2 separate regions of the Homo sapiens genome follow, and region 1 is linked to region 2. A link is a loop called in an ENCODE intact Hi-C map of the cell type or tissue named here. Cell type or tissue: PC-9. All regions are shown on one strand. Each heading gives the region's core, and the rest is flanking DNA. Links, peaks and the distances in the headings are about the cores only. Region 1 has its middle 33 kb from the start of NHLH2. Region 2 overlaps MAB21L3 (mab-21 like 3).

Region 1 (8,341 bases), core at 166-8,165, 330 kb before region 2:
TACTGCCCTCCGTTGTCAAAGATGGCAATGTTTCTGATCCCATGATCATGGTGTAGCAGAAATAGCTCCAGATTGGCAGCCATGACATTTGTCATGGGGTAACCTTTTGGCAGTTAACTTTTGGTTTCTCCATCTGTGAAGGAGTGGATTTGTATTAACAAATTCTTAGGTGCCCCACAGCTTGAAAATATTCTGATTCTCAAAACCCCTGAGATGCGGTTCTATATGAGTAGTTATGAAGGTGAAGCAAGGTTGGTGATCCCAACTTGTGATCCGAATATGGCACTGTCTTATGATTTAAAGAAAACCATTGAAAACATAGATTATTATTCTTATATACCCAATGCCTAGAATAGTACCTAGCTCAAGATAAATGTTCAGAATATTTATTGAATGTGATATAATACAGAGTGTAGTTGATTTTTGCCCATGGTTCCTGGCTCAAAATTTCTTGGAATTTTCTGAATAATAGGAGTGTCTTTTGTTTTCATAAGAGCCCCTTTTGATCATACCTCAGTTTATGCTAATGAGGCAACTCATGGTAAAACCTTAGTTTTAAGGGAGAGGCTGACCATGACAGAAACACCGAGATGTAATGAGAATGTTGGAATTTTCAGCCTCACCTCCTCAGCTCCAAAGAGGGCAAAGGAGCTAGAGATTGAGTTCAATCACTTGGCCAATCATTTAATCAATGATACCTATGTAATGAGACCCTAGATAAATACTCTGAACACCATAGTTCAGGGGAGCTTCCTTGTTGGTGAAGAGGTTGATATGCTAGGAGGCTGACACACCCAGAGAGGGCAAAGAAGCTCCAAGCCTTTCTCCCAGACCTTGCTTTTCTCTTCCATTGGGGTGTTCTCCGATTGTGGCTTTTATAATAAAACCGTAATTTTAGTGTGCTTTCAGTAAATTCTGTGAGTCATTTTAGTAAATGACTAGAATGTGGTCATGGGAACTCCTAAATTTGTAGCCAACTCAGATAGAATTGCAGATATCCAAGGACACTACTTTCAGCTGACATCTGAAGTAAGGGCAGTCTTATTGGGGACCTTGCCCTCTAACTTGTGGTATCTAATGTTAACTTCGAGTAGTTAGTGTCAAAAGCAAATAACTTTGCCCTTAACTTGTAGAGTCTGCCCTAACTGTGGGTAGTTAGTGTCAAAATTGAATTGAATTCTAAGATATCCACTTGGTGTTGGAGAATTGAGGTTAGAAAGTAGCAAATCATAATAAATCACATTAATGAGTACTCATTCTATGCCAGGTACTGTTCTGGATGCTTGATATGATCACCTCATCTAATCCTCACAAGAAAACAATGAAGTAGATATCATTATCATCCCCATTTTACATGTAGGAAACTGAGGCATAGAGGGAGTAATTTCAGTGTTATACAGCTGACAAAACTGGATTTAAACCTGTTTCCTAAACCACTACCCACACAGAGTCATACTACTCAGCCCTGTCTTCTTGATCCTCAGGCAGCTGAAGCAACACCAAAAAAGTCAGACTTGAAGATTCTGGGCATACTGATGGCAAATGTTCAGAAACATGGAAGAGATTGCTTCTGAGACACTTCATAAAACAGGCTAGGATGTGGTTGCCAGTTCCCCAAGAATTGAAATATGCCACATGCCTCACCTCCACTCAGGTATTAAGTGTGAAACACCTCAGACCCTATTAATCAGACCCATCACCAGAATCAATATTCGTTAAACAGCCATGTGCATGAACAAAAGCTAATCACAAAGAAGACATAGATGCTACTCCCACGTTGGTTCTGCCCAAAAGGAGAGATAACACTAATGGAGACAAACCTTCCTTCCTGTCTTGAGAAGAGGGAGGGTGGAAAAAAGGCCCACTTATCTGAATGGATTTGGAGCACTACACAGCTGCCCCTATGCCCTCCTCATATCTCTTCATATGTAAAGTATTTTCTATTTGGAGGACAGAGCAAGACTAGATTAACGGCAGGTCTGATGACCCCTATCTTTAAAGGGCCTTAACCTCTCATAAAAATACTTAATAGAGTTCTTTCCCTTTAATTGCATGCCACAATCTTTGGGGGCCCTTCTATCTCTATGGATGCTCTGGGCACTAGCCTCCCTTTGTAATGTGGTTCTGCCTGAGTGTGGAATCAGCTGATGAGGCCAGGGGTCCCAAGGCAATACACCATCTGGCCAAGGTCATGGGTGGCAGATTATCAATTAGGAAGCATGGCGGGGAGGATGTTGTGTGGCTGGGGGTGGATCAGCCATTAGTAAGGGAACCAGTGTAGGTGTTGCAGCAGATTAATACACAAATCTTTGCTCTCAAGGGATCCTGCATGAAATCTTAGATTTGGTCACTAAGAGCTTTCAGAGGTAGAAAATGGAGCAACTGCATTAAAACATGAGCATGCACTTAGAGCAGTGTTTCTCAAACTTTAATGTGCATGTGAATCACCTAGAGATCTTGTTAAAATGGCTTTGGATTCAGTGGGTCTGAGGTGGGCCTGAGATTTTGCATTTATAATAACTCAGGAGATGCCAGTGCTGCTGGGCCATGAACCACTCTTAGATGCAAAGGCTTAGAACACATCCCACCTTGTTCCCTGCTTCCCTCTTGAAGGTTTCACCTGTTGGAACCTGGTTTCTATAGCCCTGCCTTCCACTCCAATTCCATAGATTAAATAAGGTCCCTCTCGCATGCTAATGTATGTTAATCATGAATAAGAAAAGCCAGGTTCCTTTTTTTCTCTTTTGCTTTTCACTTACTTTTTAACTGTACCAGTAATACATGAATATATCTGGAGTATTTCAGCCAACCCAAACATCATATCATTTAATCTACGAGTTCTTTTTTATCTATCTTTAACATAAAGACTCTAAAAAACCACACACACAATACCATTATTATTCTCAACAAAGCTAATAATAATTCCTTTATGTTGTTTAATATCTAGTCTATATTCAATTTTAAATGATTGTCCCAAAAATGTCTTTTTATAGTTAATTTGTTTAAATCAAGATCTAAATCATAGCTACACATTGCATTTGATTGATTTGACTTTTAAATCTCTTTTAATCTCTAACGGTTTCTCTTATTTCTTTCTTTTGTTATTTCATTCAATTTATTTGTTGAAAAAACTAGGTTATTTGCCCTGTAGAATTTCTCTCATTCTGAATTTGCCTGATTGTATCCACATGGTGTCATTTAACATGTTCCTTTATTCCCTGTATTTACTGTAAATGAGTAGTTAAATCCAGAGACTTAACTAGATTCTGTACCTTTTTTTTTTACAGTAATACACTAAATGGTATGCTCTAAAGCTGTGTGCTTTGTATCTCCATCACATTGCAGGGAACACTATTACTGGTTGTTTCACTTTTAGAGATATTGGAATTGATCATTGGGTTCTGATGCCATTTAGCTGAACCATGTATTATAAAGTCTTCCATCAACCTTTCACTTAGTGGTTTTAGATGTCATGGATAACCCTTGTTTGCACTCTTGAAAGTGTTTCTCTGGCATGCTGTGCTTCCCTAGTACCACAGTTTATTCCTTAATTTTCTCTACTTGATGGTAAATTCCCTCAAGGCAGGTTCATATCTCTTCCTGTCTTCAGCACCTAACCCGATATCTGGCATATAGTTGGTATTCGATAATTATTGAATGAATGAATTCTGCCCCTAACATCTCCTGAAACCAATGGATGCATGCCATAAATTGGCTCTTAGGTTACATATGTCTAGGGTGTTTCAGGGGATTTTAAAGCCCTGCTAATATCAAAGGCATTCCTTCTAGAAATTCTGCCACCCTATTGGACTCAGTATGGGCCTCAGAAACAAGGTAGTATTTTAGCCATGACTGGGTTTCCCAAGTCCATGGTGCCACAGAGGAGATAAGGAGAGAAAAGGAAGGGATACTTTTATAGAGCCTTTCCCAGTTGTTGAATTAAGAAAACACATCTCAGGGTCAGACACATGGTCACTGGCAGAGACTCACTGAGGATACAGATAAGCACATACTTTGGGAATGAAGCAAGGAGATACTCCAGGTAACAATGTTTTGTATAACAGTTGGCTGACTTGAACCCTGATATCTCATTTCAGAGTGGAGGGGTCACTGATGCTTGCACTGAACTTTGTCCTCTCTTCCAGAAGTCTTTGAATCTAACTAGGACTTTAAAAGGCCCTTACGTGGAACTATTCCACTAATGGGATGGTAGATGGCCTCTGAACTTCTTTAGTACAATAGTGACAGGGGAGAAAGGGGGTGGTTGCTCGAATAGCCTAGCTAAGATCTTAGCTTTTGTAAACTGAAGGCTTAAGGACATCATGCCCAGTAGGGGGAGCCCTTATCAACAAAGATACCTGTGGGATGTTGGAATGAACAGGAAATGCTAGGAGGGTTTGCTGAGGTCCTGAAGACACCCTTAAAACAAATATGTAAGATTAAAAGGAAACTGCTAACTTTCCAAGTTCCAAATTCTACCAACTTTGTTGTCTTCCCTATTATTCCCATTGCTAATGTGAGCCTACACACTGATACCCAAGCCTAAACTGTAAAACAGTGGTTCTTACCTGGAGGCAATTTTGCTCCCAACTATCCCCTAACCCCCAACCCCCTACCCCTTATTCTCAGGACACATTTATCAGTGTCTGGAGACATTGCTGGTGATCAGACACCTGCACAACAAAGAATTATCTGGCCCAAAATGTCAATAGTGCTGAGGTTAATAAATCCTGCCTTAAAACAATATTTTATTTGTTTGCAAGTTACAATGATATTGAATTGTACAAACTCTCCAACTCTTAGTTTCTCATCATTCTTCTGTCTTTCATCTGAATTCCTAAAATCACACTCTCAAATTTCTTGAACTCTTCATTCAGAGTTATCCTGTAAATAGTTACGTAATATCCTTGAAAATCACATGTCCCAGATGTGTTTCTCTCACTAGACAAGTCTCCACCCCATCATCCCCATCCCAAGTTCCTTCTTTCTTTCTTTCTTTCTTTTTCTTTTTTCTTTCTTTCTTTCCTTTCTTTCTTTCTTTCTTTCTTTCTTTCTTTCTTTCTTTCTTTCTTTCTTTCTTTCTTCTTTCTTATCTCTTTCTTCTTTCTTTCTCTCTCTCTTTCTTTCTTTCTCTCATGTTGTTTTTTTATTATTATTATTATTTTTTTTTTGAGACGGAGTCTCACTCTGTCGCCCAGGCTGGAGTGCAGTGGCACTATCTTGGCGCACTGTAAGCTCTGCCTCCCCGGTTCATGCCATTCTCCTGCCTCAGCCTCCAGAGTAGCTGGGACTACAGGCACCCACCACCATGCGCAGCTAATTTTTTGTATTTTTTAGTATAGACGGGGTTTCACCGTGTTAGCCAGGATGGTCTCGATCTCCTGACCTCTCATGATCCGCCTTCCTCGGCCTCCCAAAGTGCTGGGATTACAGGCGTGGATCCTACTTTCTACTTACGTATCTAAATTTTGTTATATATGGACCTCCACCTCTTACAAGACATGAAACAGCTCATAAGTTTGAAATCATAGTTTTAAAAAGCTATGTACTCTTCCCATGAAAGCCTCCAAACTGTTAAGGCAAAGCTTCAGATTCAAGTTTCTTTTGGTTTCTCTTCACTCCAGCATGTGATCTGGAAATTATTTCTTCCTATAGATGGTAGTGGAAGAGGAGGTGGTAGTAGAAGGCACACTTCCCTCTCTATATTATTTCCTTAAAATTACTGCATTTTCTTCCTCAGGATCCTGGTCAGACATGGACTGTTAGATCTTAAAGGGACCTTACCAGCCTGTGGTGAATATAGCAAACTGCTTGACTCAACCTCCACCCTGTCACCTCCTGGTCTGCTTCCTGTACTGTGAGTGCTGGAAAGTTCAACATTTCATTTCTCAAGCTTTCCTTGCAAGCAAGGTCTTACATACACTTAGGTTCTGCCATTTACATGCACAAGTGAGATTTGAATAGTGGAAGCAAGGCAGAGGCTGCCTTCCTGTCCCATTTGCTGTTGTTGCTGGTAAGCAAGATTGAGGACAGAGGGCATGTACTGTGGTAGTGTCTGTCCCTAGCTTCCTGGCATCAAGAGGTGGTGGAGGCAGCAGAGGATGTGGATCCTTGGGTAGCAGGCATGGCGGCGTGTCTTTGAACTCAGCAGTTCCAGTAGTGGCTTTCTGGAGGCCCATCCTAGAATCCCGTCCTCCCACCCTTTCAATCACTTTGTATTACTTCATTTTCTGTATTGCATTTCTGTGTGCTTATAATAACCAACTTTCTGTATTCTGCATAGAACACTGCCTCTACGAGGTCATAAACAATGAAGAAATTCCTGTCTTGCTTGCCACTAACCTAGGTGCAGAACTGAGGGCCCCAACAGTAGTGGAGAGTGGGAGATAATGAAGGGAAAACCAAGCCAGGAAGTGGCAGGGCCAGGGGAAGGGAGTATGCTGTTACATGTGCTGTTACACTTGGTTGTGGGGAGAACTCAGAGAGGCTTTCCAAATATATACAAGGATGTCATCATGTTTACTGGAATGTAAAATGTTCATAGTGCCTAGGCTTGTCATTAAAAACAAGAATGGGCTTGGACTACATAATGAGCAGAAATACCTATTAATCTAAGTCCTCGTCTGGAAAAAGTGTAGAGGAGGTGGGCACCACTTATTAAATGTATCTTATGTTTTATAAACCAGCTGACAAAGTGATAAAAGTAAGGTGTAAGATTGTGCACAAAAAGCTTGTATTTGCATAAAATCAAACCTCAGGTTTTCTGGCTATGGATTATACCCATTGCTGAGAAGTTTAATTTACCAGCTGTTTACAGCATGTTATTCAAATAACCTATAAGTTGCCGGCACAGCAATGTATTGCATTTCTAGGACATACTGTAGATTCTTGCAACTGTTGTTCAGTGTAAATTCTACTTTACAGTATCTGAAAATTGCCTACAGTTCTGTACCCAGTTTGGACATGACTATCTGGCAAAAGAAATAAGCTGGAGAGTTGAAGAAGGACAATTAGACTTTTTGGAAAAGCTGAAAATTAAAAGGTGAAGTGCTGTGTTGGACAAAAGCAAGACCACCAAGGCCACTTGGAGAAGAGCGGAGTGGCCTTGGACTCTGGATAAGCTGGGAAACATCCTCCCAGTGTTTTCTGCAAGTGTTCATTCCTGCCCATCTGTTCTGTGCAATACATAAGTGCCCCACTTATGTTGTTTGCACAGAACCTACTCTGTGGTGAAATGCCAGGTTCTGGCTGCATGCTTTCCCAACAGTCCCTTCTTCTGTCACTCCAGAGTTGGGTGTGTGTCAGGGGTCCCCAGGCGCTCAAGGTTTCATTGACAATTCATTAGAGAGATTCACAGGACTCAGAAAGCTGTTGTACTGATGGTTACAGGTTATTCCAGCAAAAGGATATAGATTAAAATTAGCAAAGGGAAAAGATACATGGGGCAAAGTCCAGGAGAAACCAGGTGCAAGCTTCCAGATGTTCCCTCCCAATAGAGCTGCACAGGATGTATTTAATCCTCTCAGCCTCAGTGTGTGATAACACATATAAAGTGTTGCCAACTAAGGAAGCTCACCCAAGCCTTGGTGTCTAGAGTTTTTATTGGGGATCTGTCATGTAGGCATGCTGTACCTGTGTGACTGGTTTCAGCTACTCAGACTCCAGCACTCCTAGACCAAAAGCAAGTGTTTGCCACAAGTCACATTGTTAGCACAATCTGATCCAACTGGTAACATGTGACCCAAGGCCTCAAGCAAACAAAATGTCCCTTATCAGGCAGAATATCCAGGGACTCAGAGCTTATCTCCCGGAAACTGGCCAAGGGCCATTGCGGAAATCAGGCCTTTCTTGGGAATGTATAGGGTTTGAGCAACTCAGATCTCCTGAGCTAACACTTTCCTTCCCAGCAAGAAGGGGTAGTTTGGAGGCAGAGGGACTTTTTCTGGCCAGTGGCCTCAGGACTGAAGCCTTTCTGCATAGAGACTCAGCTCCCCACAATAGCAGTGTTTTGGTAACCATGAGCATTTGGTCAGACCATCTGTGCTGGGCATAAGGGTTGATAGTGTCCACACTACCTATGCTACTGCTGAGAGTGGGAAACCTGCTGGGGGATTCCTTCAAGGATGAGTCATCCTCAAGGGGCCTCAACCCTTTGTCCCCACCGAGCATCACTCCTAAGTGCTACCCATTTCACCCTTAAACATTACTCAGACCTGCCCTTCCTCTGAGCCTCTGCCAGCATTACCTAGTCCAGATCAACGTCATCCTTCACTTGTACCATTGCAGCAGGCTCCTCCCCAGCCTCCTGGCCCACTGTCATCCCACTACAGTCAGAGTGAGC
Region 2 (8,341 bases), core at 33-8,032:
ACCAGAGGTACAAGGAGGAACTAGTACCATTCCTTCTGAAACTATTCCAATCAATTGAAAAAGAGGGAATCCTCCCTAACTCATTTTATGAGGCCAGCATCATCCTGATACCAAAGCCGGGCAGAGACACAACTAAAAAAGAGAATTTTAGACCAATATCCTTGTTGAACATTGATGCAAAAATCCTCAGTAAAATTCTGGCAAACCGAATCCAGCAGCACATCAAAAAGCTTATCCACCATGATCAAGTGGGCTTCATCCCTGGGATGCAAGGCTGGTTCAATATACGCAAATCAATAAATGTAATCCAGCATATAAACAGAACCAAAGACAAAAACCACATGATTATCTCAATAGATGCAGAAAAGGCCTTTGACAAAATTCAACAACCTTCATGCTAAAAACTCTCAATAAATTAGGTATTGATGGGACGTATTTCAAAATAATAAGAGCTATCTATGACAAACCCACAGGCAATATCATACTGAATGGGCAAAAACTGGAAGCATTCCCTTTGAAAACTGGCACAAGACAGGGATGCCCTCTCTCACCACTCCTATTCAACATAGTGTTGGAAGTTCTGGCCAGGGCAATTAGGCAGGAGAAGGAAATAAAGGGTATTCAATTAGGAAAAGAGGAAGTCAAATTGTCCCTGTTTGCAGACAACATGATTGTATATCTAGAAAACCCCATTGTCTCAGCCCAAAATCTCCTTAAGCTGATAAGCAACTTCAGCAAAGTCTCAGGATACAAAATCAAAGTACAAAAATCACAAGCATTCTTATACACCAATAACAGACAGAGAGCCAAATCATGAGTGAACTCCCATTCACAATTGCTTCAAAGAGAATAAAATACTTAGGAATCCAACTTACAAGGGACGTGAAGGACCTCTTCAAGGAGAACTACAAACCACTGCTCAATGAAATAAAAGAGGATACAAACAAATGGAAGAACATTCCATGCTCATGGGTAGGAAGAATCAATATCGTCAAAATGGCCAGACTGCCCAAGGTAATTTACAGATTCAATGCCATCCCCATCAAGCTACCAATGACTTTCTTCACAGAATTGGAAAAAACTACTTTAAAGTTCATATGGAACCAAAAAAGAGCCTGCATTGCCAAGTCAATTCTAAGCCAAAAGAACAAAGCTGGAGGCATCACACTACCTGACTTCAAACTATACTACAAGGCTACAGTAACCAAAACAGCATGGTACTGGTACCAAAACAGGGATATAGATCAATGGAACAGAACAGAGCCCTCAGAAATAACGCCGCATATCTACAACTATCTGATCTTTGACAAACCTGAGAAAAACAAGCAATGGGGAAAGGATTCCCTATTTAATAAATGGTGCTGGGAAAACTGGCTAGCCATATGTAGAAAGCTGAAACTGGATCCCTTCCTTACACCTTATACAAAAATTAATTCAAGATGGATTAAAGACTTAAACGTTAGACCTAAAACCATAAAAACCCTAGAAGAAAACCTAGGCATTACCATTCAGGACATAGGCATGGGCAAGGACTTCATGTCTAAAACACCAAAAGCAATGGCAACAAAAGCCAAAATTGACAAATGGGATCTAATTAAACTAAAGAGCTTCTGCACAGCAAAAGAAACTACCATCAGAGTGAACAGGCAACCTACAAAATGGGAGAAAATTTTCACAACCTACTCATCTGACAAAGGGCTAATATCCAGAATCTACAATGAACTCAAACAAATTTACAAGAAAAAAACAAACAACCCCAACAAAAAGTGGGTGAAGGACATGAACAGACACTTCTCAAAAGAAGACATTTATGCAGCCAAAAATCACATGAAAAATGCTCATCATCACTGGCCATCAGAGAAATGCAAATCAAAACCACAGTGAGATACCATCTCACACCAGTTAGAATGGCAATCATTAAAAAGTCAGGAAACAACAGGTGCTGGAGAGGATGTGGAGAAATAGGAAAACTTTTACACTGTTGGTGGGACTGTAAACTAGTTCAACCATTATGGAAGTCAGTGTGGCGATTCCTCAGGGATCTAGAACTAGAAATACCATTTGACCCAGCCATCCCATTACTGGGTATATACCCAAAGGACTATAAATCATGCTGCTATAAAGACACATGCACACGTATGTTTATTGCGGCATTATTCACAATAGCAGACTTGGAACCAACCCAAATATCCAACAATGATAGAGTGGATTAAGAAAATGTGGCACATATACACCATGGAATACTATGCAGCCATAAAAAATGATGAGTTCATGTCCTTTGTAGGGACATGGGTGAAATTGGAAATCATCATTCTCAGTAAACTATCGCAAGAACAAAAAACCAAACACTGCATATTCTCACTCATAGGTGGGAATTGAACAATGAGAACACATGGACACATTAAGGGTAACATCACACTCTGGGGACTGTTGTGGGGTGGGGGGAGGGGGGAGGGATAGCATTGGGAGATATACCTAATGCTAGATGACGAGTTAGTGGGTGCAGCGCACCAGCATGGCACATGTATACATATGTAACTAACCTGCACATTGTGCACATGTACCCTAAAACTTAAAGTATGATTAAAAAAAAAAAGTACTGTAACCAAATGGTGGGGTCCCTAGGCTATCGTTTAATAAGTAATGATTTTAAAATATTGAAAAAAAAATTTCCAAACCAACAATGAGTTTACAATTTTTGAAAACATGAAGGCTTGGTGCAGTGGCTCATGCCTGTAATCCCAGCACTGTGGGAGGCTGAGACAGGAGGGTCACTTGAGACCAGGAGTTCAAGACCAGCCTGGGCAACATAGCCAGACACTGACACCCCGTCTCTACAAAAAATTTAAAAATTAGCCGGATGTGGTGCTCAGGAGGCTGAGATGAGAGGATTCCTTGAGACCAGGAGTCTGAGGCTGCAGTGAGCTTTGATTGTACCACTGCACTCTAGCCTGGGTGACGGAGTCACCGGAAGGGAGACCCTGTCTCTAAAAAAAAAATTTAAAAAGAGCATATAAAATGGTGAACAAACTAACATTTTGTTAAATCATCAAAAATTTGTATTCTAATTCTCATATTCTTGTATCTTAGGAAACATCATTTTTGAAAAGGTGGCAAATGTAATAAGGTTTTAAATTTAATTTCGGCCGGGCAGGGTGGCTGAGGCCTGTAATCCCAGAACTTTGGGAGGCCTAGGTGGGCGGATCCCTTGAGGCCAGGAGTTCCAGACCAGCCTGGCCAACGTGGTGAAATCCCGTCTCTACTAAAAATGCAAAAATTAGCCAGGCATGGTGGTGGGCACCTGTAATCCCAGCTACTTGGGAGGCTGAGGCAGGAGAATCGCTTGAACCTGGGAGGCAGAGCTTGCAGTGAGCTGAGATCTGGCCACTGCTCTCCAGCCTGGGCTGGGCTACAGAGCGGGACTCTGTCTCAAAACAAAACAAAAACCATCTTAAGCAACTTTTAAAACAGCTACACAGTCACGGAATGCTAAAAAGTGAAAATTGACTGTAACATTGGTTCAATATGTGTGTACGTGTGTGGAAAGGGAGGAACTGACGTGCGCCACAGTCTGATTCCGGTAGATTCTTTCCGTCTTTCCCCTGAGATCTGAGGGTTTTGCAGGAAGCAGGGCTACCAGCAGCTTCCTGCGTATTCCCAATTCTTGCCAGCAGAGGGCAGCAAGGGAACACATATGAAAGGAGCCAGGTCCCACCCATTCTCGTCCTCGGAGCCCAGCAGGTGTCACACTTCTCAGCCCGTAACTTACACCTGGTCCCTCCAGAGCAAGGATGAGTGGATTCCAGCTCATGCCAAATTGTTGACCTTTCCTGCCATTTTAGCCGAGATTTACATCTTTCTCCTTAAAACTCAGATTTTAAAAGGGAGCCTATGAGAGGACCGTCCATCCAGGCTCCCGGGGCATTCAGCTCCATTCTGTTTCCTGGGACAGATTGCACAGCTAAGAAAAGCCAGAGAATATTACTCCTTTATTCTGTTCTTTTTTTTTTTTAATTCTCCAAAAGACCGTTCAATCCTTCTTCACTCTTCCAGGCCCAAGACTAGGCGTGTAGAGGAATGGTTGGTTTTCAGCCACCGCAGTTGACCTGCCTGCGTCTGCATCCCAGTTCTGATGCCGAGGAGCTGCATGACCTTGGCAAGCTGTTTGGCCTTTCTGTGTCTCTAGTTCCTTCTCTCCAAAATGGGCATTGTGATGGCCAGAATTGTGTCCACCACAATTCATAAGTTCAAGCTCCAACCCCCAGCACCTCAGAATGTGACTGTATTTAAAGAGGTGATTAAGTTAATAATAAAGAGGTGATTAGCTGATTCAGTCTGACGGGTATCCTTAAAGGAGAGGAGATTAAGCACACAGAGAGATGCCAGGGATGTGCATGCGCAGAGGGCAGCCACCCACAGACCAAGGAGAAAGGCCTCAGGAGAAACCAGCCTGTCCACACCTGCTCTTGGACCACCAGCCTCCAGAACTGGGAGAAAATACATTTCTGTTATTTAAGTCACCTAGTCTGTGGTATTTGGTTATTTTCCTATGGCCCTAGGAAACTGTTACAGGCATCATGAAAGAATATATACCTCATAGTGTTAATGAGAGCAACGAATGGAATGATGGATGTAAAAGGCTCTTAGTTGAGTACCTGGCATGGGATAACTGCTGAACAAATGTTTTCATTTTAGATGCCTACCCCTCGTGCTATTTGCCCATCTCTACCATTCCTGATAACTATACCAGACCACAGATAAATTCTTTGTAAAGAAAATATAAACCATCACAGAGGAAACATGAGAAAATTTCACTGCAAATTCTGCAAGCCCATTCTCCCCTTCGTCCCTCTTGCTAAAATATAGAAGGTATCTCCCTGAAAGGCCAATTTCTCCACATGTGACAGCTCAGATGCCTCCCAGCTCTTCAGTCTTTCCATTTATTTCTTGTAGTTTCCTCCACATCCTCCCGCAATGGCCGCTTCACTCTCTTCTCCCCTTTACTGTCCAGCTTCCTGAGTTACTATACGTGTATCTCCACCTACTCGCCTCATTCACTCTTTTTGTTTTTTTAAATTGTGAAATATATTTATACATGTGAGAATCTAACCTATTTAAAGAAGAATAATAAAGCAGGCTGGGCGCGGTGGCTCACACTTGTAATCTCAGCACTTTGGGAGGCTGAGGCGGGGGGAGTCACGTGAGGCCAGGAGTGTGAGACCAGCCTGTCCAACATGGCAAAGCCCCGTCTCTACCAAAAATACAAAAAATTATCCAGGCGTGGTAGTGCACATCTGCAGTCCCAGCTACTCGGGGAGGCTGAGGTGGAAGAATAGCTTGAATCTGGGAAGCAGAGGTTGCAGTGAGCCGAGATTGTGCCACGGCACTCCAGCCTGGGCAACAGAGTGAGACTCTGCCTCAAAATAATAATAATAATAATAATAATAATAATAATAATAATAATAATACACCAATATACTGTACCTTGGTGAAAAATAGCACATTGTCAGTATACGGAATTCTCCTTGCTTCCCCTTCCTTCCAGCAGCCTCCTTCCTCCCAGACATAGGTAATCGTAGGTATCCCACATTTTATGTTAATCATTCTCATGTTTTTCTTTATAGTTCTACTTCCTACCATATTTCATTGAACTTAAGCTCCCGACATTGTAAGATGCATTATTATTTCACCTCTAAGAAAGAGACTCACAAAATGAATGGTTTGGTTACAAAATTTTGGTTACAAAATGAATCTCAATTTTGAAGTGTTTGAAATGTCAAAAAAAGAGACATGGCTTAGAATCAACAAAATATGATCTGCATGCATCCCAAATTGTGTTTTTAGTTTTGACTGTTTCATTTATCTAAAGGCTTTACATACATGAAATCATACTGTATAAAGTCGTCTGTGATTGTTTCTCATGGCCACAGAGAAACAATCTTTTGAGATTGTTTTTATGCTTTTGAGACTCCCATGTGTGTCTTCATGTAGCAGTCGTTTATTCCTTTTCACCAATAAATAATATTCCACTGTGGGAATCTGCTGCTACACTTTATATATTCTTGTTACTGTAATTGGACATTTGCATTGTTTCCAGTTTTTGTGATTTGAATGATGTTTTTATGCTCATTCTTATACATCTTCAGATGCACACAAGTCTTTTAAGGGTGTACACATAAGAATAAAATGTAGGTTCACAGAATACATGAATGTTTAAATTTACTAAATATTGTCAAAATATTTCCAAAGTGATTACGCCAATCTAAATTCTCCATTTTAATATGGGTGGATTTTCAGCAACTTTCTCCATTATAATGGAGCACATTTTGCATCTTGTTTAAGGAATCCTTCTCTCTTTTCAGGTCATGGGAGTGCTCCTATATTCTCTAGAATTTTATAGCTATGGCTTTTAGGAGAAGTAGCTGTTCCTTATTTTTCCTATTCTATTCCAATAATATTGGGGTAATCTCTTTGCTGGAAAGTTTGGTTTAACTCATGTAAAGAACTGGCTGGACCTTCAGTTTTATTGCCAGGAGATATTTTACTATTAATCTTTTTTTTTTTGTGGTAGGGGGGCGGAGGAGGGTACGGAATCTCGCTCTGTCGCCTAGGCTGGAGTGCAGTGGCGTGGTCTTGGCTCGCTGCAATCTCCGCCTCCCAGGTTCAAGCGATTCTCCTGCCTCAGCCTCCTGAGTAGCTGGGATTACAGGTGCACGCCACCACGCCCAGCTAGTTTTTATATTTTTAGTGAGATGGGGTTTCACCATGTTGGTCAGGCTGGTCTCAAACTCCTGACCTTGTGATTCACCCACCTGTAATTACCCACTCACGCCTGTAATCCCAACACTTTGGGAGGCTGAGGTGGGAAGATCACTTGAGCTCAGGAGTTGGAGACCAGCCTAGGCAACGTAGTGTGACCTCATCTCTATATTAATAAAATAAATAAATAAAATTTAAAAAGAGAAATTCCTACCCTTTCTTCTTTTCTAAGTATAGAAATTTTTAAACGCCATTTTAGTGCAATTCCACAGGTTTTTTTTATAATTTATTTTTATTGTCTTCAAGTTCTATTTATTTTCTAGTTTCTACACTAATTTTAAGAAAATTGTTTCCAAACCTGTTGGGCTTCCTAGTTATGTTTTTGTTATTGATTTATCACTCAATTGCACTGTAATAACAACAAGTGATCTGAATGACCCCAATCCCTTGACATTAATTGAGGCCAGCTTTTTAGCTTAGCACTTCTTCATTGTTCTATGTACATACAAAGAAGATACACAAGTTTAGATGTAATGTCTAATAAATGTCAGTTATATCCTACAGTGCTCAAATTTTCTATATTTTATAGATTTATTGGGGGGGGCTGTATTTCCTAACATTTACTGAGAGAGTTGTTTTAAAATCTCTCATTATGATAATGGACTTTTCAATTTTTGTGTATGGTTTTGTCAAAATTGTGTTTAATGTACATTGAAATTATATTATTAGGGCTGTATGGTTTAGAATTTTTATATCTTCCCAATTAATTGAAGCTTTTTCACTATAAAGTGACCTTTTTAAACTCTTGTAAACATTTTGCGTAAATATTGATTTTTGTCAGTTATTAATACAATAATATCACTTTATTTTGGCTAGTAGTTGCCTGGTATATATTTTTCCATCCTTTAACTTTCTATCTGTTTGTATACTTTATGTTGTTGATAACTGCATTCTTTATAAATGGCTGATTTTTTAAAAATCCCATCTGATAGTTGAGGTCTTTTGACTCTATGTTTAGTCCATTTATATTTATTCGAATTGAAAATACATATGGATTCATTTCTATTCTTTTATTATTTACTTTCTATTTGACCTATTTTATAAATCCTCTGCCCCCCACTTTTCATCTTTTTAAAATTAAGAGGTTTGTTTCTTCTTTTTAAATTTCTTTTTTTTCTTATTGGCTTGGAAAGTCCATACCCTATCTCTGTCCTTTTAATGGTTACCAAGACTATTTACACATACCGACTAAATTGTGTAGATTAAAATCTAAAGCTAATCAATACCTTCATTTTCCTTTCTGACAAGGACTCAAAGGCTTTGGCTGCTATCAATCTCCCTACCACATTTTCTGCTGTTGTCATCCTGGATTTTGGTTCTAGACTATTTACCACACCCCTACACACATACACATAAATAAAATAGATATTTTTATTACATTATTTTATATTTCTTATTTTATGCACATATTAGCCACTATGTTAACTCACTACTCTTTCTTGCATCTCGGATTTTCTATTAGGGATCATTTTCCTTCTGCCTGGAGTAGATGCTCTACCGTTTTCTATAGTAACAGTATACA

What was found. Hi-C counts contacts between places; a loop is a spot of excess contacts. Peaks named below come from ENCODE experiments on the same cell type or tissue, not always from the same donor. Only the 100,000 strongest peaks of a DNase experiment are listed, where the experiment ranks them.
Region 1: it touches region 2 in a loop (5-fold over the local background); 7 of 110 quality-filtered maps call a loop at or near these places.

The regions. Positions count from the first base shown.
Region 1 is chr1:115,803,600-115,811,940 of GRCh38, forward strand. No RefSeq gene overlaps it. Among named protein-coding and RNA genes, the nearest start is that of NHLH2, 33 kb to the right of the region's middle. In PC-9, for the core only: a CTCF peak has its summit at 4,335 (motif pointing right); DNase peaks (open chromatin) are centred at 4,362 and 7,702.
Region 2 is chr1:116,135,540-116,143,880 of GRCh38, forward strand. It overlaps MAB21L3 (mab-21 like 3), which reads left to right. Exons shown (of 8, transcript NM_152367.3): 8 at 1-2,610. Among named protein-coding and RNA genes, the nearest start is that of MAB21L3, 28 kb to the left of the region's middle. RefSeq lists enhancers at 3,421-3,470, 3,569-3,863. In PC-9, for the core only: CTCF peaks have their summits at 3,679 (motif pointing right) and 3,898; a DNase peak (open chromatin) is centred at 3,712.